Linked DNA regions of Mus musculus: region 2 is linked to region 1. A link is a loop called in an ENCODE intact Hi-C map of the cell type or tissue named here. Cell type or tissue: heart. All regions are shown on one strand. Each heading gives the region's core, and the rest is flanking DNA. Links, peaks and the distances in the headings are about the cores only.

What was found. Peaks named below come from ENCODE experiments on the same cell type or tissue, not always from the same donor. Only the 100,000 strongest peaks of a DNase experiment are listed, where the experiment ranks them.
Region 2: it touches region 1 in a loop (2.9-fold over the local background); 1 of 42 quality-filtered maps calls a loop at or near these places.

Annotation. Positions count from the first base shown.
Region 1 is chr1:182,110,616-182,120,929 of GRCm38, forward strand. Gm39719 (a long non-coding RNA gene) reads left to right here. Exons shown (of 4, transcript XR_865804.2): 4 at 2,955-3,026. Gm33725 (a long non-coding RNA gene) reads right to left here. Exons shown (of 3, transcript XR_373761.4): 2 at 4,871-5,012. Among named protein-coding and RNA genes, the nearest start is that of Srp9, 9.0 kb to the right of the region's middle. In heart, for the core only: CTCF peaks have their summits at 4,803 (motif pointing left) and 5,006; a DNase peak (open chromatin) is centred at 1,306; H3K27ac peaks cover 1,484 bases.
Region 2 is chr1:181,916,341-181,926,654 of GRCm38, forward strand. Enah (ENAH actin regulator) reads right to left here. Exons shown (of 15, transcript NM_010135.3): 6 at 7,220-7,500; 7 at 5,318-6,160; 8 at 2,985-3,289; 9 at 2,098-2,243; 10 at 1,918-1,975; 11 at 859-907. Among named protein-coding and RNA genes, the nearest start is that of Gm33669, 43 kb to the left of the region's middle. In heart, for the core only: a CTCF peak has its summit at 5,294; DNase peaks (open chromatin) are centred at 5,371, 5,721 and 7,261; H3K4me3 peaks cover 1,076 bases; H3K27ac peaks cover 474 bases.

The sequences.
Region 1 (10,314 bases), core at 1,151-9,150:
GGATTGGGCAGGAACCCCACCTGAGCCCTGTCTTCAGGCTCTGAGGCTATGATTCTGGGTCTGAGTTTAGAACAGCTAAGCAGCCCCCGCCCCCCAGAAACTGGAAATGAGACCCCTAGCTTCTGCACTCAGCTAGAATCAACGCCGAGGGCTCCCCAGATCCCCCCAAGGGACCAGCTGCTCAGTGTGGGACAAACCCAAAGCAGATGCCCACAGAGGGCTGCAAACTGCAAATTGAGATCTAATGTGAGCCATCTGGTCTGCTGAAATGGCCAACAGGAGGGACAGAGGCCTGGAACCTTCCCAGAAGTGGGCTTATCTCGGGGAAACGGTGACTCAGCTCACCCAGAACAAAAGCCTCTAAGGAAATCCTTTGAAATCGGCCTCGATGACCCTTCCTGAGTAGCCAGGTTGGAGGACTCTACCTGAGGGTGACCCCAGATATAGAGTTGAGGGTCTGTGAGCACAGTCATGGTTAGGTAAATCTGCATAGCTTAGGAGAAGGAAGCATGTGGAGTTGAGAATCATTCCAGCAGGCTAGTGAGATTGCTCCGTGAGGGTTAGGGCCACTGCTGCCAAGGCTAACGACCTGCATTTGCTCTCTGGGACCTACATGGTAGAAGGAACGAATCAACGCTGGCAGGTTGTTCTCTGACCTTCCATGTGGAGCACGACACCCGTGTGCGTGTGCACACGCATAAAGAGATTTGGAAATACCTTTGGAAATGACTGATTCTGCAGCCACCTGAGGAGCAGCGAGAAGTGTCAGGATGGCTAGGGGCCAACAGCTTCCCCCAGAAGTGGGAAACTTTAGCCTTGGTTTTGGGGAATAGCTTTCCGGTGTCTTCTTCTAGACATAGTCACTATTGCATGGGGGTTGGGGGAGCAACCAATTACAGGTCTAATTATCTTCCTTCTGCCGCTTTCCTGGCCGCAGTTGCCAAGGCTCTTGCCAAAACTCTGCTTCTCCAATACCTGGATCCAAGGAACCCCATGTCTCAAGGGGAAGGAAGGTTCTTCTTCCCAGAGCAGCCGTGAGCTTCAAAGCTTCTCTCCCCTTGAGGTCCTCTAGTCCCAGCGACTGGATGGAGGAGAGGTGGCAGTGCCAGCCACTTGGCACTAGAAGATGACACATGGGGGTACTCACCACATTCGCCCTGGCCCCCATCATTGCCCCCCAGGAAGTTAGAAGGCATCTGTAAGGCCTGTTTGTGCTTGTACTCAGGGCTCCTCGGTCAGGGCTTGCTTGGAGCTGAGGCTGTGTGGGCCTCACAGCTGAGCAGCTGGCAATGGGCCAAGTGCTGGCAGGGGCACGCCAGTGTTCTCAAAGCACCTTGGGGTGACCCCTACCTCCTTGCCTTTCAAAGTAGTCCTTCCACCTCTGCCCACAGCTTAGCCAGAGACTTGTTTACCGTCTCTTGCTGGTATAGGAAGGGCTCCCTTTTGGAGGGTGCTAGAGCTGCCGCGGCTTTTTTTACTGGTAAAAAATGACTCAGCTCTAAAAACCCGGGTGCCCCAGGGGCCTGAACTTGCAGAGTTGTGGGGGGAAAACAAGGGGCCATGCTTCAGGGCTCTAAGCTTGTATCCCCAAGGGAGGTATGTTGGGAAGTTATGAAAACGGAGCAGAACCTGGCTGATTTTAGGCTGTCCTGAGAACAGGTATGTGTGGGTAGGCTCAGCGAGGCTACAGGATATACATTGATCCACTACTTACCCCAACCCCGTTTTATGTGGAAGGGGAGGGGCCGCCTAGCAGCCCCGGTTTCATCTGAGCTAGAGAAGGAAGGCTGCACCATGAAGAGCAAAACTAGATGTGTTTCATGAGCCTTACCCATCCATTCCGACAGCTCCGGAGAGCTCAGTGCTTATATTCAAGTCAACAGCTCGAGGACTGCAGAATCTCAGTCGGTGACTAAGAAGACTATTTCCCTTAACACTTTGCACGTGGGGTGGTTTTCTGGCGCACTGTCATCTTGGGCACTGGTGAAGACTTACAGAGCAGGACTGTCTGTTTGCATGGGCCTGTGTCTGAGGTACCGAGCCATAAAGGGCTGGCCCTCCCTCTCAGCTTCTGCACTCTGGCGCCGTTTGAAGAGTAGCGCAGCGCTGGGCGTGGTGGCGCACGCCTTTAATCCCAGCACTCGGGAGGCAGAGGCAGGTGGATCTCTGAGTTCGAGGCCAGCCTGGTCTACAAAGTGAGTTCCAGGACAGCCAGGGCTACACAGAGAAACCCTGTCTCGGGAAAAAAAAAAAAGAGTAGCGCAGCTTCCAACATTAAAGGAACAGACAGCCCATCCATGCTTGGCCCTGGTCACACCCGAGGAACACAGAACGTCACATCTTAGCACGGAGCTTTGCACATGCTATTCTTCTCTCCCACAGGGGGCTGGAGGGCCCTGTGTGGTGTGAGGAAGGGGAGGGAGTGCCGAGGAGAGAAGTCAGGTGGAGAGGTTGGCAAGGAAGGAAGAGGGCTAGGGAACTGCACGCAGGACTCCCAAGGCTGAGTGGGGAAACTGACACAGGACCCTGCCCAACATCATCTCACCCCCTTATCTTCTCCGTCTGCTCCTCCACAGTCACGGAGCACCTAGTGGCCAGAGACCTCAACCCTTCTCTGTATTTTCTGCATGCTGCAGCCCCATAATCCATGCTGCTAAGTATGCCGCTAGGCGAGTCCCATATCCCATGTCGCATGCCGCATGCACCACGGCTTGAAGCGGGCGGGTGGAAGATCTTCCTCAGCACAGCTCCAGCCCGCACTGCCCTCTCCAAGGCCTCTTCACCAGAGGGTTATTCTAGGCATGTGAGGTCATCATGGTATTCCCAGGACCCCCACCCCGCCCCCACCCACTAGTGACACCTGTTGCTCTGTGTCCTTGCTCACCCCTGCTTGGATCAGAAAGCCTGATTGACCATTTCATACGACGTACATTGTCCTTCCCTCTAAATTCCAGCTCCTTGGCACAGCCTGTACAAAAGGACTCAGAAGAAACATTACTACGGTCACACTCTTCGATGCTGGTCCCCTTCTCGAAACCTAAGAAAGCTCTTGCAACCAGGAGGATGCTGGGGAGGGGTCCCCTGACCTTTTGGACTGGATGACCAATGAGCTGACAGCTGTGTGCAATCAGGACTCCACAGTCCCCGTTCTCTAGGCCACCCAGAGGGTTTCCACAGCTGAGCGGAGCCTGCTGCTGAGTGGAGATGTCATCTGATTCATTAATTAAAGCGAACACTGTTCATCCAGTGCTCTGGGGCATGGTTTAAAAAAAGAACCCAGAACATTTACCATTTGATAGAAATAGCATTCGTCAGCGGGAGAGGTAACTGAAGTTTTACTCTTAGCCCCTTCATTCCAAGAGTACCCCCACCCTGTCCCGGTTCCCACCTTCCTTACCATGCTGCTTTGTTGACGAGGGAATCCCTGCCAGAGTTTGCTAATTGGGTTAATGGAGTGACTATGTAATTGTTCCCTCTCCCACAGCCCAGCCCACCCCACTGGCTGCTTTCCGACTACCTGCCTCTCACCACTTTCAGGATAGTTAATTTGCAACAACAACTTCCATTGTCGTCCACATCTGGGACTTTGGGGTTTTAAGTGATGCTCCCTAAGGCAGAGGACAGAAATGCGGCTATTTTGGTTTGTGTGGCCTACAATGGAGCCATTCTGTGGAGTTTCTGAGCAGTGCGGGGCTACCCAGGGAGAGGGGAAATTGGAGCCCGGCTCTGATGGGACCTGGGCCAGGGAAGAAGAGGGAGGAACAGGGGGAGGTCACCGACTGGGTCAAATCCCGACCTTTTCTTCCAGCTACTGGGATTTGAATTTCATTTTAATAAGATGCAGATGAAACCTACGGGCTGAGCCTCGGGAATCTCAGTGCTTTGCCTTCGACCTCTGGTCTCCAGCACCGGCAGCTTGTACCAAAGGAGGTGGCCCTAAGGGTGGCTTTGCTGGTGTCCGAGGTTCAGTCAGGGCACTCTTTGTGCTCAACACCCTTGGGAAAGCACCAACACCTATATCCCTCTCCCCTCCCAAACAAGACAAACCCAAACACCCCAAGGCTTTTCTCCTGTTGTTTTTGGGGTGTGTTTGTTCTGTTTGAAATCTGTTTCACTTAATGGATTATTAGTGGTTCAAATCACAAAAACATCAGCATCCTTGAGGCAGGGCACAGGAGAGCTGGAGGCCACCTCCAGGACCTCAGAGGTGCACCGGGTGTCTTAGAGGTGGGGCTGAGTCGACTCCCAGGCTGCGTCCCAGCACCTGGGCTTGGATGCCCGGCAGGCTCTTGCACTGCCTGCCCTTGTTGCCCTGCCCCAGTCCCAATACGATCTTGAGGCAGCAGGACAGGGATTCTGAGCGATGGACCTGGCTGACAGGATAGTTCAGGAATAGAGCAATTACCTACTCATGTACTAGAAAATAAAAATAAGTAAAATCATGGTAGGTATCCTAGCACTCAGAGGGCAGAGACAGGAGGATTGCCACAAGTTTCAAAACTTGTCCCAAAAAGACAAAACTAAACAATCAAACAAAACCCAAAAACCTAAACATACAAATAGCCCACCACTACCACCACCACCACAACAAAAAAACAACCAATAAAGACAGAAATTCCAGGGACTATTGAATTTGGGCCATTGGAGATTAGCCTTGGTGGCGTCCCAGAGCACACACTTCTCCCAACCCTTTGGACATATTTTGAGTATACACTGATAGGTTAGGTTGTCTTGTCCTGACTGAGTTACCTGGTCAGGCAGGGGCCGGAAGACTTCTGTGGAACCCTGAGTGTTGTGTGCCCCCTTGTGGAAGGGCTCCATCAGTGCACATTTCCATTTCCAGGTAAATTTGACCGACCTCCTCACCTACCTGTGCTCTCTTATTAGCGTGTAAACATCTCGTGTGCTTCTCTGGACTCTCTGAAGCTCATCCACTTGGTTGGCAGACCCAGGAAGAGGCACCCAGGAGCTCAATAAGTAACACTGGATTGGAAATTCCTGGCCAAGCTTTTCTGGTGAAAAGAAGTGTCAGGATTGTTTGGGTGTCTAAGAAGGTAAAGTGTGGAGACAGCACAGCATCTGAATGTCTGTGTCCCCAAAGGTTCCCGGGAAGCACTCAAGACTGATCTCCAAGGACCCACACTCAATAGTCCCTGGGTTTTAAGCAAATGGCAGACACCTTCCAGCTAAGCTGAGTTCCTGCAGCTTGGAGTCTGGTCTCCTCAGGAAGGGCTGATTCTGAGCCAGTACTTGGCTTGGATCTACTGCACAGCACTGCCCTCCGCTGGTCTGAGCCCTTCTGCTGGGAGGGCCTCCTCAGGTTTCCCTCCCTCCTTCCTTGGGGCAAGAGTGTTCTGGATAAACAGGATTTTTTAGTTGGCTTCTCTTAGCAGGTGTGTTTTACCCAGCCTGTCTTGCTTTGGGTCCATGAAACCTGGGAAGGTAGAAGAACAAAGTCTTCCTTGATGCTGCTGGCACATAGTGGGTTCTATAAATATTTATTTCGGGAGAATAAACATAGCCACACATGTTTGGCATGCCAGCTGCACTTGGGACACTCGGGACTATTGTGATGCCCATTAGAGGAGGAATTCATTTAAGGACCCACACCTGTTCTTAGTTCAGAACAGCTGCTGCCCTGTGTGTAGAAGCCAAACCAAGGAAAACAGAGGGGGACAAAAGTTCAAGCAGGAGAAGCGCGCTCAGAAATAGTCATTCCATTCAAAACACTATTGGAGGGTTTTTTTCTCTTCCTTTTGCAGTGAAACTCAGGATCTCACGCATAGTGGCCAGGTGCCCTGCCAACAACACTTTACAGAGCAGAGTCCCTTCCTTTTCTCGCTTACCAGCTACTGTCCCCATTAGTTACTGTCCCCGTTGCTGAGATAAAATAGCGTGACAAAAGCCACTTAAGGAAGGAAGGAAGGAAGGAAGGAAGGAAGGAAGGAAGGAAGGAAGGAAGGAAGGAAGGACTTTGGTTGGCTCACAGTGTCAGCCCCATCATGGCCAGCAAGACAATGAATGAGGCAGAGTCTGAGGCGGCTGGTCAGATCATGTCCACAGTCAGAAAGCAGGAAATAATGAGTGTGTCCTGCTCACTTTGTTGTTGTTGTTTGCTTGTTTTGAGTCAGAGTGCCTCTCTCTATATATTCCTGGCTGTCCTAGAACTCACTATGTAGACCATGCTGTCCTCAGAATCACAGAGATCTGTCTGCCTCTGTCTCTTTGGTGCTGGGATTAAATGCATGAAATGTATGTGCCATCACACCTGGCTCACTTTATCCTTTTTATACAGTCTGGGAGTCCAGCCTAGAGAATGGAGCTGCTCACAATACTTCCACCTCAGTTAACCTCATCAATATAATCTCCCACAGGCCTCCTCATGGCCTGTCTCCCAAGTGATTATAGATCCACCAGGTTGACAAGTGAGAATAATCATCTTACTGGCCACTGAAACTTTTGGGTAAAAGATATAGAACCAGGGGCTGGAGAGACGGCTGAGCGGTTAAGAGCACTGACTGCTCTTCCAGAGGTCCTGAGTTCAATTCCCAACAACCACATGGTGGCTCACAACCATCTGTAATGGGATCTGATGCCCTCTTCTGGTGTGTCTGAAGACAGCTACAGTGTGCACATATACATTAAATAAATAAATAAATCTTTAAAAAAAGATATAGAACTAAAGGTAAGTAGCAGATGAAACCAGGGTCTGCCAGCTCTCAGGAATCAGCATGCTCTGGCCCTTGCTGTGGCAAGCTTGCATAGGTATTTGTAAACTTGCCTTCTTGTCTCTGCTCCTGACCCCATTAACCTTTTTTTTTTAAAGATTTATTTATTAGGTATAGAGCATATATGACTGCAGGCTAGAGAAGGGCACCAGATCTCATTATAGATGGTTATTCACCACCAAGCGGTTGCTGGGAATCGAACTCAGGGCCTTTGGAAGAGCAGCCAGTGCTCTTAGCCCCTGAGCCATCTCTCCAGCTTGACTCCATTAGCCTTAAAACATTCTGCTCAGCACAATGACTGGTCTGTAAGAAGAACGAGACTTGAAGTTACAGAATTCCTGGCTGTCAATCACAGGGTATGAGTGACAATAATCTGCCAACGCTCCTAAGTCGGAAGGAATCAGGTATTACATCTATTGCTTAGACATTATTATGATTTACTGAAAAACTGTTTTAATCTCTCAAATTCAAGTCTGGGGTTAGCCCAGGACCTGGCAGTTCAGAGAAGAGGTCTAGACTCAGTACTAATCCAGGCATCCTAGAGCACAGTAGGTAAAACTAATGGCTGCTACCTTGGGATTCCAATGCCTAAGGGAGGCAGGGAAGGCTACCATGGAGCCAGGGCAATTTTCCCTGAGGGCAAAACAAAACTCTGGAACAGAAATGACCATCTTATAATGACCAAGCCAGCTCAGTCAGTCGACGGATTCTCCGGGGAGGGAACGAGGATCAAAACGCAAATATGACCACTAGACAACACTGTAGCATGACCCAGCCTGTTCTGAGGCTGAAGCAGGTTTAATTTTGCCCAGTCTGCTTTTATACCATTTTAAGCACGTGCAAATAATATGGTCAGTTCTAGGTTAAGGAACAAACAAGGCAATAAACACAAATAGTCAAGGGACAAACAAGACAATAAACAAAGTCCCTTGATCAATGTTTCCAGTGGCTTATCTGAATGTCCAAGATAACAGAAATGCCACATTCTTCTGCTGAGGTTACCTTGAGCTTTGTATTAGCCCAATGTTAATATTCTTATCTGAGACTATTTCCTGGTCTTAACCTAAAGTCAAATTCTTGCCTGGAGCCTACTTCCGTGTCCTGGCCCAATGTTTCTTGTAAAGTTTTTAGAAGCGGCCCCCCAAGCTCTCCTCATTATAGAACACTGTAATGTGATTTCCGGATGCAGGTAAGATTTGTGACGATATTAACTGTGAAGACGGAGGAAAGCCCCATCCTCAGTATAATAGCAAGAGTAAGGGCATAACGAGGGGCCATAACTACAGATAAGTAGTGACTTCAGTCTAGAAATAGTCTGAAGTGAATGAATTTCCTAGAGTGGGTTGGATCACATAGAATGTGGATGGAATAAGAGAAGAGAGCTGGCGGGTGTGGTGGCGCATGTCTTTAATCCCAGTACTTGGGAGGCAAGAGGCAGGCGAAGTTTCTGAGTTCGAGGCCAGCCTGGTCTACAGTGAATTCCAGGACAGCCAGGGATACACAGAGAAACCCTGTCTCAAACAAACAACAAGAACAAAAGACAGCCTAATTGATTTGCTCCTAGTGATTGGCTCCTAAGGCTTTCTGCATCTCAAGAGAAGAGAGCTTACAAAATTAAACCACAAAACTGAGGAAGGTGAGGGAGAAAGGAAGACCTTGGCTGCCTGTTAGGGTCTATAGGTGCTTGCGATGGTAAATCTTCATTTTCAGCTGGATGGGGCTTAGAATCACACAGAAATACACTCCTGGGTATGACTAGGAGGGTGTTTTCAGGGTAGACCCTCCTTGAATGTGGGCAGCTCCATCCCCTAGGCTGTAGTCTTAGGTAGGAAGGAAGAAGTCAGCCGAACACCAGCATTCATCTGTCTTTGCTTCATGACTGTGGATATAATTAATATGAGTGAGTAGCTGCCTCACTCTCCTGTTGCCATAACGTCCTGATCATGATGGGCTGGATCCTCAAATTCTGAGCCACAATACATGTTTCCTTCCTTAAGTTGCTTTTCTCTGGTATTTCTTCACAGCGAAGTAGAAAATTAATAATGTTTGAAAGTGGATTTCTCCTGGATCTCCATGGGATAGGGATCCATCTTCAAGAGGCTGAAAAGAGTAGGCCCTTGGAGTTTTTAGGAATGGAGCTATCTTTCAACTCTAAGCAGATGAATCCATAATGCTAGACCTTGTAGCTTGAGTACAATTAGAGACACAAGTAAGACTTGGTAAGGTTTATTTATGTTGGGGATTGGTGCTAATGCTTTGTCTTATTTAGGCTTTCAAAAAGCTGTGCTCCCAGACCTGAGGGTTCCTGCTCCTGGTTGGCTTCCATTGCTAATAAAGAATTGCTGAAGTGGGGCATGGTGGCACACGCCTTTAATCCCAGCACTCCGGAGGCAGAGGCAGGCAGATTTCTGAGTTCGAGGCCAGCCTGGTCTACAAAGTGAGTTCCAGGACAGCCAGGACTATACAGAGAAACCCTGTCTCAAAAAACAAACAAACAAACAAACAGAATTTCTGTGGGCAGAAAGACAGAGGTGGCCTTTTAGATTTTGGAGAATCACCATGACCCAGAGGGAGAAAGATCAGATGTAAGAGCTGCAGAAAGAAAGCAACCAGTCAAGTAAGATTTCAGGAAAATGGCTGTAGCAGCCACTCCTGATTGGGCCTGGGGTAGCAGAGATGAAATGTTGATTTAACAAGTGACTCAGGAAAGTTGGAGGGGAGAATATATGCTAGCCGCAGGGAGGATTAGAAATGCCCAGCCACTGAGCTAGTCAAGGCTAGTCGAAATTAGCTGGCATATCATTCACGAATCCAGAGAGCTTGTGTGTGTGTGTGTGTGTGTGTGTGTGTCCAGCAGGAGGCCAAAGCGGTTTAACTAATTTACTGCTACAGGTATAGGCCAAACAGCTTCAGGTAGTCTTTTATTCCGTGGAAAGGGTTTTTAAGTAACCCTATTCCCTGGATTAATGCAAGGGTAAAATCCAGAAAAACTAAGGTTTAAGCTAGAGGCTGCATATACTCTGTATTCAGTGGTGACGCCTGTACGACTACCAGAATATAATCTACTGAGATTGATAACAATCTTCAGGATTTAATAAGAAGCGGTCAACATGGAGAAAGTTGTACCATAAAGGACTCTGAAAGAGTCAAATGAGTGGTAGTCTTGGGGTAATTTGGGATTTTAAAAGAGAGGTTGAGAGGAGACTATTGAGTTGTCAAGTTGCCAAGACTACTGTCGGGGTGAGCTTGGGAGACGCCGATTAAGAGTTCCAGGAACTCCTCTTTCTACCTTTGCAGAGTACTAACGGTGCCGGGTGGTGTGAACATATTGGTAATGAAATCTGGACCATTATCAGACTGTAGGTACTGGAAAAGCCCAAAGCAAGAAATGAAGTGTCTGTAAGGATGCTGACGACCTCTGAGACACTTTCTTCTTGGTGGGAAATGCCTTTGTCTATCCAGAGAGGGCACTCAGTGGGTATCTGCTTCCTTTGCATGGGTGCATATAAGTAAAATTCGCTTGCCAACTTTCTTCCTGTACTGAGGGAGCGTGGTTTCTCTACGCTGCACACAAGTATAGGGGGAG
Region 2 (10,314 bases), core at 1,061-9,060, 190 kb before region 1:
TAGTGATAACACCAGCTAATACGCCAACAGACAGAAAATTCCACGCCTCCCAACTGCTAGACAAAGAGCTACAGCAGTCAATGGCTGCCCAGAAGGAGGGCTCTAGCTTCAACTGGGGCTGTTCTGAAATACACGTCCTAGCATGCTCACTTCATTCTCTCCTTTTAAGACTATTTAGGGGCTGGAGAGACGGCTCAGCAGCTAACAACAGTGACTGCGGAGGTTCTGAGTTCAATTCCCAACAACCACATGGTGGCTCACAACCATCTGTAATGAAATCTGACGCCCTCTTCTGGTGTGTCTGAAGACAGCTACAGTGTACGCATATACATAAAATAAATAAATCTTTGAAAAAAATTAAAAAAGAAAAAACTTTTAAAAATAATTCCCTGTAATGAATACTCTCAAGTACACAACACAAAGAACACACACACACACACACACACACACACACACACAATGGTATTTGCCTAGACAGCACTAACAAAAACGTTAGGTTTTAACAGATTTCAGGGTCAGGAAGAAAAGCCCTAATTAATGAGATCACAAAAGGCAGACGAAGCCGAGCAGTGGTGGCGCCGCACGCCTTAAATCCCAGCTCTTGGGAGGTAGAGGAGGGCAGACTTCTGAGTTTGAGGCCAGCCTGGTCTACAGAATGAGTTCTAGGACAGCCAGGGCTACACAGAGAAACTTTGTCTCAAAAAAAACAAAAGGCAGACGAAAGGTCAGTGTCTTCAAATATACACACAGCATTTTAACATTTTTGTGAGCAAGCAGTCACTTGATCCAAACACAGGAAAAGGGACTTTCTTAATGAGAGGGGATTAGCACTTAGGGATCGTTTTCTCCTGAACTTACCAGGTGTACTTGTTGATGGGGCCTTAGCAGTTATAGGCTCTGCATCTTCCTAAACATTCAGAAAGAGTCACATGAACATCACAGTCACTAGAAAGTGCGGCTCTCTGCAGCTAGCTTTCCCAACTTCCTTCCCCATGTCCTCTCTGTCACTCCCCTTTCCACCATCTGTCTGACACTCTGGCTTCTCCTGCTTGTTTCTCTCATCTTCCCCTTAGGCTCCTCCCTGCTGCCTTCCCAAAGCACTTTCTTTCTCGCTAAGTTCCAAGCACCTGTACTAGTCACCCCTAGGAACCTCATGGACAGATCTGCTATGAGAGGAGGCCAGACATCACAGAGAACCACGACACCCTGTGTTCAATGACAACATGGGCACCCTGTGTTCAATGACAACATGGAGAACAGATAGAAGTTTACCCAGCTGAAATGTGGAGAAGGCATGAAGGGGGTACTCCTAAGGGGTATAGCTAAAAGTATAAGGTAACCTATAAACTGTTGACTTAATAAAATTCTTTAATCTCACATAGCACAAAGAAATTGAGAAACCCAACACATTAGAAAATTTCACCAGTGTAAGAATTCATTCACTCCCTTCAAGGTGAATATAAGAACAAGTTAACTTTATAGGTTTGAACTTCAACTTTCCCCACACCTCCCCAGATTCAACTCAATTCACTAAGAATGAGATTACGGGCTGGTGAGATGGCTCAGTGGGTAAGAGCACCCGACTGTTCTTCCGAAGGTCTAAAGTTCAAATCCCAGCAACCACATGGTGGCTCACAACCATCTGTAACAAGATCTGACGCCCTGAAGACAGCTACAATGTACTTACATATAATAAATAAATAAACCTTAAAAAAAAATGAGATTACAATTTAATACATAACACTCAAGCCATTTTTTACTGGTTGTGTAGTTAGGAATAAAATGAGCAAACATAAGATCAAACATTAAGTTCATTCAGATGCTTAATCTTCACATGCGTCTCTGAATGAACTGAGAGAGAGAGAGAGAGAGAGAGAGAGAGAGAGAGAGAGAGAGAGTTAGTTTACATCCACTCACATTTCTGTCTTCCTTTTGTTCTGTTTCTATTGTTGATCCCTTCTCAGCAATTCTTCTCCTGAAAAGGTAAATTCATTAAAGATTTTATATGACCTACCTACCTACCTCTGGCTATCATCTATCTACTTTTGTTCTAAATCTTTCTGACTGTGGACATGTGCATCACATTAAGTTCCTTACCTCCTGGCCAGCAGGGCACTCATTTCTTCCATTAAGCCACTACCCCCTAGAGGAAGAGGTCCATTCCCACGCCCAGCGTCTGCTTTGGATGAGGCCAAGCTCACACTCCCAGTATTCCCTCCACCTGGGAAAGAGCCATCCTCCACCTTAATGAGAGCACACATATACATAATAATTTCCTTTGTAGATAATAACTTTTGCCAATATATTCAACACAGAAGAACATGTTATTGATTCCAAAACAGTATATTTTTTTAAATTTGAAGAGCCAAGAGAGTGAATAACATGGACTTCATTTATCAGTGAAAATTTTTATCAAAGTTACGATCACCAATAATGGGATGAAACAATATTATCTATCTACATGATACACTGGGAAAGATAAAATCCTTGTTATGGTTTGTCCTCATCCCAAACATATCATTTAAATCCAATATTGAGGGGGAAATGTGATAAACCAAACTGAAAGATAATTAAAAAACAAAACAAAACAAACCAACTGTCATTGTTTTTAAAGGTGATAGAAACTGAGCAACTGTCATTGATTTAAAAAAAACAAACAAACATTACAGCTAATTTAACAAATGATCTTGAACTAGAAAAACCATGGCCTAAAAGTCACTCGCTACTCCCTCCAAATTTACACTGAGGTGTAGTAAGGATGTACAGGCAAAGCAAGCAAAAGGCAGCTGTCAGTCAGATGCTGACTGCTAAGCCTGAGCCGATGGTCTCAGAAACTCCTCACGATACACTTTTCTAAAATGTTGAATTATGTTGGCTTTTAATCAGTCAAGTTAAAGGCAGTGTTCATGCCAGTAATGTCACTATTTTAGGCATTTAGACACATTAAGACACACATTTAGAAGGTCAGTAATTTGGTAATTTACCCGGGACACTTTCCTAAGTTTTGCTCCCGCAATTGCAGCTGCAAGTCCAGTTAAAGGGCGATTGTCTTCTGACGTGGATCCAGAGAAAATTCCAGATGCGGGGAGGGGAGGGGCAGGAGGTGGGGGAGGAGGGGGAGGAGCTTGATTAGGAAGAGGGGGTGGTGGAGGGGGTGGAGGAGGAGGACCAGTGGATGGCAGTGGAGGTGGTGGAGGGGGTCCTGGGGGAGGAGGAAGTGCTGAGGCGTAGGCAGGGCCTGATGGGAGAGGGGGTGGTGGCGGAGGTGCAGGTGGTCCCAAGACAAGGCCTGAGAGGAAGGAAAGTTAACACAGTCATTAACAACACAGCTAAATCACTGTGGGTTACACGGGCAGATATACAGAATGCCATGCTCAAGTAAGTGACTCAGACACTGCACTGAACAAAATGATCTATCATAATACTTAATACATAATACTTGTTTTTAACTAAGGATATTAGAATTGAAAGCCAAGGTGCACATACAACCATTTAATATTCAACTTTTTCTAATAAAACTAATGAGCTCCGCCCCCCCCAGGGATTTGAAGACAAATGTTTATACAAATTTAGAAAATTATGCGCACATACACGCATGCACACACACACAGAGAGAGAGAGAGAGACATGCAGTTAGTACTGCCTGAGATAACAGACCCAAGATAATCCTAAGCCTTTGACCTATGATGACAAACATATCTGACTACAGACAGACAAGATGAAGACCTTGGAGAAATGGGTCTTAGGTTTTAGTATCTTAAAATGATTCTACATGTAGTCTGAGATAGGCATTACTGAAGAAATATAATAAACTAATATGAGGTAAAACCTCAAACTAACTGAGAATTAAGAAGTTAAATATGCCCGGCGTGGTGGAGCATGCCTTTGATCCCAGCACTCAGGAGGCAGAGGCAGGCGATTTCTGAGTTCGAGGCCAGCCTGGTCTACAAAGTGAGTTCCAGGACAGCCAGGGTTATACAGAGAAACCCTGTCTCGAAAAAACCAAAAAGAATTTAAATATAAAGTGATTTTAGGCTTTGAGGTAGAAATATAGGAAGTACTTTTAAATATTGTTAAAAACAAACAAACATACAAACAAAAAAACCACAGAGTAAAGAATTTACTTAAAATTGAAAACACCAAATTAGTAAGTATTTACTTAAGCCTTAACAGGGCTAATTTTCTTTCTGTAAAGCTAGTGAGTTGCACACTTGGGGAGTAGCTGTCACTTCGGAGGTTTCACCAGGGAATACACACAGAGCAACAGAGGGCTGACGGTGAGCTCTTCCATCCTTCGGACTGAGCTCCGAGCACCAGTAGGCTTTAGCCTGGCAGGGCCTCTTGCTCAGATGTCAATCAGAGAGATACTAAATTACACATGATAAATTTCTTTTCACCTTTTACAAAAATCTAGTAAGACAGCATCAAAAAAATCTACTTTTAACAAAAGAGGTATGTCTAAATCCAGATTATTACATTGTTTGTATAAGCACACTTCCTCTCTACATCCTATACTTATAAAGAGGAACAAAGGCAGGGTTCCATGCACCTTCTTATGTACAGAACCGCGTCCATCTTTATGTCCACAGGCTGCACTTAATGTTACATGGCCCTTCCCTGCTGCCCTGCATCACGGTCCGTGTCTACAGGAAACCTTCAAGGACCTTCTGTTTGCCTGTATAGCAACACTTGCAATAGAACCCTCTGGGGGATACACCAAGCCTGCCAACCCTCTGCTTCTGCAAAGGGCCTGAGGCTACCTACCCTAAAGGTCTAATACAGAGAGCTCAATACAGGAGAAGTGGAAATGAAAAAGGGATCTTAGGGCAGGAGTGCTCCAGGGAAAACTCAGGGATGATTTATCTATTAAACAGATCTCCATGTCTCTAGGAAAATATCTCATATTTACCCCAGGGAAGATGAAACAGTCAAGTGCTCCTAGTGAAGTTTAAGATGAATGTAGAAGTACTAGGATCCCTAAATATTAGAAAACACCTATAATACAGTACTTACTGCAAACGATCTAAAACCTAAGTTTAATATGGACATCTCCCATACTAAATTCCAACTAAGGCCCAGGATTTAAAAAAACAAAATCCTTCATTTTAATGTTCTAAATAATAATAATAATAATAATAATAATAATAATGATAATGATAATGATAATGATAATAATAATAATACAACCCCAAATAGCACTTTGGCATAGAGACGCTCAATCATGAAATCCATAGGACCCAGCCACTCTTCTAGGCAGGCAAAGTTGCTCTGCACTCCTCAGAATGACCAGTAGTCAGCAGCAGAAGTGAAGCCTTACCCTGTGGGGTTGGCGACTCGGCCGGCTGAGAGGCTGCCTGCAAGCCTGGCTCGGAAGCAGAGGAGTCTCCCAGCTCAGGATTTAGAGGGGTCTCCGCAGAGGCAGGGGCAGCTGCAGAGGGAGAAGGGAGAACACTGGGCTTGGATGAGGGAGTTGAGGCAAGAGGGGTGCCTGGAGGAGGAGAAGCCTGTGATCCACAGTGTGAGAGTGAGGCGAGGGGAGGCAGCGGCGGCGGTGGCAGCGGCGGTGGTGGTGGCGGCGGCGGTGGCGGTGGCGGTGGCGGCGGAGGTGGCGCTGCTGGCCCTGAGGTAGGCGGTGGAGACACTGGGTATGTTACAGAGTCTAGCGACCCATTGGGTGCTGTTGGTGACGGAGGCATTTGGGGCACAGGAGAGGAGACACAAACGGGAAGGACAGGCCGTGGGCCAGTAGCTTTGCCAGGGGGGCTGCTAATCATTATTGGAGGAGATGGAGGGAGGGGCGAGAAATTGGAAGTAGGCCAGGCACAGGACTTCGCAGCTGGAGGCTGAGAAGAGGGTGTGTTCACAGGAGAAGAAGGTCGAGAGTTTTTGTTGAGAGGACGAGGAACTGTAGCGTAATGGGGAAGAACAGGGTGGAAGGCTGAACCTAGAGATGTTGCAAAACGTGTCGCTGCGTGTCTCAGTGGTGGTGTAGGGGGTGTGGAAGTAGGTGGCAAAGCAGTCACTACAGCGTAATCAGGAGTGGCGTCTGACACCGGAGCTGAGATGACTTTAGCATATGATGGAGGAGGTGCCGAAGGCGGCTGGCAACTGGAATACTCAGGAAGTGGAGCACTAGACAGGGAGCTGTCTGAAGATGGAGCTGGACATAAGGTGGAAAGCAGCGGCAAAGACAGGATAAAAAAGGAGAGAGAAAAAGGGAGCCAGTGAAGCCCGAGACCAGCATCAGACAAAACGCACAAACGTGGATGACAGTTAGCACCAGGGGATTAGGCAAATAACTGTCTCCACTGGAGAAAACTTAACTTGTAAGCACATTTCGAAACCCAAAAGAGGATGAAATAAGTTCTTTTAAATATGTGGATTAATAATTTATCCTCTACAAGGATAGTAACAGTCTTAATGTTTATTACTTAGTCCACTAAAAACTGCATCAAAATTATTATAAACAGCAGAATAAACCGAGTTGTGGTTTCAAACCTGGCGAAATGTTTACTACGATGGGAAAGGAATGCCCAACTCAGTGTCTTATTTTTGGACATCTCTACCTTCTTAGCCATAACTCCAGACAATTATGCAGTTAAGAACAATAAATTAACCAATACTGAACCGGCATTGGCCTCTCATATAGCTCAAGATTAAAATTCTTTGATAAATATTAACCATCTTAAATGTTTATACTATATCATAATCCTCTATGACACTATAAATTCCATCAGACTGTGATTTTCTTCATCATACCAGAAAATGTTTAAATAACCGGTTATTTTTGAGAATATTTTTAATCTATTTTAATTTTTCCTTCAGAAATCTAACTATAACCAAGCTAACTTCTTGTTGTACGTAGCATAATACATACAGTATGTGATAATTTTAAGCAATGGCACAAGGGAAATATCTTCCAAGATCATTATAAATTTTTTTTTGCATAAAAACATTCACACTTTATAGCTGAATTTTAGGGCGTTAAGAAAAATTAAAACGACAGACTAAAAATTCCCAAGGGCTTCCTTTTAGTTTCTAAGCAATAAAAGGAACACTGAAGCAATATTTGTTGAGCATTTATCCTAACTACAAACTGTACTGCTTATTCCCAAGCACCGCACATGGGAAGTATCGCCACTGACAGCTGCAGGAGCCTTGGCCCATCTCGGCTGTAGGAGGTGCGCGTGTCGCGCATGCGCGTCTGCAGACTCCTTACCAGCATTGGACATTCTGCGCTCTCGCTCCCACTCCACTTGCTCCCGCTCCAGCTGCTCCAGGCGCTCTCGCTCCCGCTCCTGCCTCTCTCGCTCCAGGCGCTCCAGCCTCTCCCTCTCCAGCCGCTCCACGTGCTCCCTTTCCTGCCGCTGCCGCTCCAGCTGCTCTTGTTCCAGGCGCTCCCTCTCTAGCCTCTCTCGTTCTAGTCGTTCTCTCTCCAACCTTTCCCTCTCCATTCTTTCCCTCTCCAGTTCCTTCTGTCGCTGCTGTTCTTGCAGTTGCCTGAAATTAAACATTGGACGAATAAAAATATGCACTTATGGCTATACATCACTACAGTGAGTGGATGTTCACCTCACGTCTGATTCAGACAGACGCAGAACACGCTGTCACTACTTCCCCACTTAGGAAAGCTTCCTTACAGATATATAAAATCTGTATAGTCAGGATATAAAAAAATTGTATTTTATTCCAATGGGACTAGTAAGCTCTTAACATGGGTTCAATCAACACAATTTATGAGAATAGAGTTGCAAATAAACCTACCACTTTGATGGCCAAGTCATTATATTAATCAGATGATGAAATAATTATAAAGTGAAGTATAATCTCCTTTTCTTTCTTTCTTTCTTTTTTTTTTTTAAAAGATTTATTTATTTATTTATTTATTTATTTATTTATTTATTTATTATATGTAAGTACACTGTAGCTGTCTTCAGACACCCCAGAAGAGGGCATCAGATCTCATTACAGATGGTTGTGAGCCACCATGTGGTTGCTGGGATTTGAACTCAGGACCTTCGGAAGAGCCAGTCAGTGCTCTTAACCACTGAGCCATCTCTCCAGCCCTTCTTTCTTTCTTTTTCTTTTTTTCGAGACAGGGTTTCTCTGTGTAGCCCTGGCTGTTCTGGAACTCACTCTGTAGACCAGGCTGGCCTCAAACTCAGAAATCTGCCTGCCTCTGCCTCCCAAGTGCTGGGATTAAAGGCGTGCGCCACCACACCCTGAGTAATCTCCTTTTCTTAAAAATGAAACATTTTAGCTGCACAAGTTATTTCAGAAAACACAATGATCATAGCCACAGCTAAATAAACATTTACTGAATTGAAAATAAACCGAGTTAAGTAAGAAATAAACTATACATTTTATATCCATAAGTAACTATAGTTATTTGGTACATATGTGTAGGCTTTTGCCTTATAATAACATACACATACAACTTTAAAATTCAAGCAAATCAGTACCATGTCACCATGACTCTGAAATCTGCCTTTTCTGATACAATACATACTGGAAAAATTACCCTAAAACTTTAGTTTGGCATCTTTAACTCCCACGAACACGTCAGCACCACTGCTTAGCTCTTGAGTTTAAGCAGTCTCCAGTGTAGGATATAATTTACCCTATTATTATTATTCATATTACAATAAACATTTATCTTACTAACCCTGAAACCTCCTCCAACTACTTCTAGGTGGACAGGCAGGCAATTCTAAAGATTCTTAATATATGGTTCTCTGGTATTTGAGGAAATTATCTAAAAAGCAGTTATCTTTCTTTATACATGTTCAACAGCATTTAGCTAATATTAAAGAAGATAACACAATAAAAGCTCTTTAAAATGTATAGTACTCCATAAAGTAGACTGTTGTATTGATGATCGTTCAGAAAAGCTTAGAACTGGAACCTTTTCTGGACCAACCATCCAGCTGGGCTCTGGTAAGACGAAGAGTTACATGAAACCCACAAACCCACAACAAAACCCACAAACAGAAAACAACAGTAAAATACTGGAAAAAGAACTTTCACCCGTCTAAGGCAGCTATAAAAACAAAAGGAAAAAGCCCATCCTTCAAATCAATTCTTTACATACCTCACTCAAAACAGCCTTTCTCTACACAATGTCCCGTTCACATATCAATGGCGAGTTAGGCAGGGACCAACTGCAGTACTTCTTTTGAGTCATTAAGAAACAGACTACTAATGAAATCACACTTTCAGGGTACATTTACTATAATATTTGATAATTTATCAGCTATACCAGTTTTGAGGGATAGCTATCAATGTGGTTATGCTGCAAAGACATTAGAAACATTAAGAAATTTTAAATCACGAAAAAAAAAAAAAAAACAGCACTCACCCTCAATAACACACATTTAATGAGGAAACTCAACTGAGGTTTGTATTAAAATTTTAGGCCTTTAAGTGCTAGGGATATGGCTCAGTGGTGAGCACTGGATGCTTGTGTGATGGTATGTGCCTGGTCTTATTGCAGCTAGTTATGTGGTTTGCCTGATGTCCTTGGGAGGCCAGCTCTTTTCTGATGAGAATTAGGGAATGGCTCTTGGGGAGATGGGAGGTAGGAAGGAGAACTAGGGAGGGAGGGAGGGAGAGAGGGAGGGAGGGAGGGAGGGAGAATGAAACTACAGTTAGGTTATACTATACCCTGAGATACCACACACACACACACACACACACACACACACACACACACACACACACACACACACAGAGCTATAGGAAAAAAATCAATGTCAGGGCGACACTAACATTAGATAATCACTGTCCACAGCTGAGCTACATGGTACTCTGACTGCACTGCATTCCTTTCTAATTGCTGGGCATTAAAAGACAAACAAAAACAAAAACAAAAAACCAGTAACTTTTACACGTGTTTCTCAAAGCATCATAATGCTTTAACACAAGCATAAGTAACTTTTGGTAGTCACCATAGGTGAGATAGGTATGGCTGAGTCTGGAAGCAGTCCTGAAATAATGACCCTTATAACTAGAATGTACTGACTTAAGAAGAGTTTTGCACATGCCAATATAATCTTAAAGGCTTCCAGCCAATAAAAGATAGAATGTGTACTAAGGAAAAGAGCAGGGCGCCAAAGAATATTTCCAAGTTTGCCGATAGATAACTCAAGTATGCAGTTGATACACTTAAGAGACTGATGTTTGAATAAAGCAGTGAATACTTTTAGCCAGGTCATTGAAAAGATGTCTATGTATATGGGAATGAAAACACCATCAAGAAATTTTCTGACTTACAAATTTGTGGTGGCATGAATAATTCCTACTTAAATTGAAAGG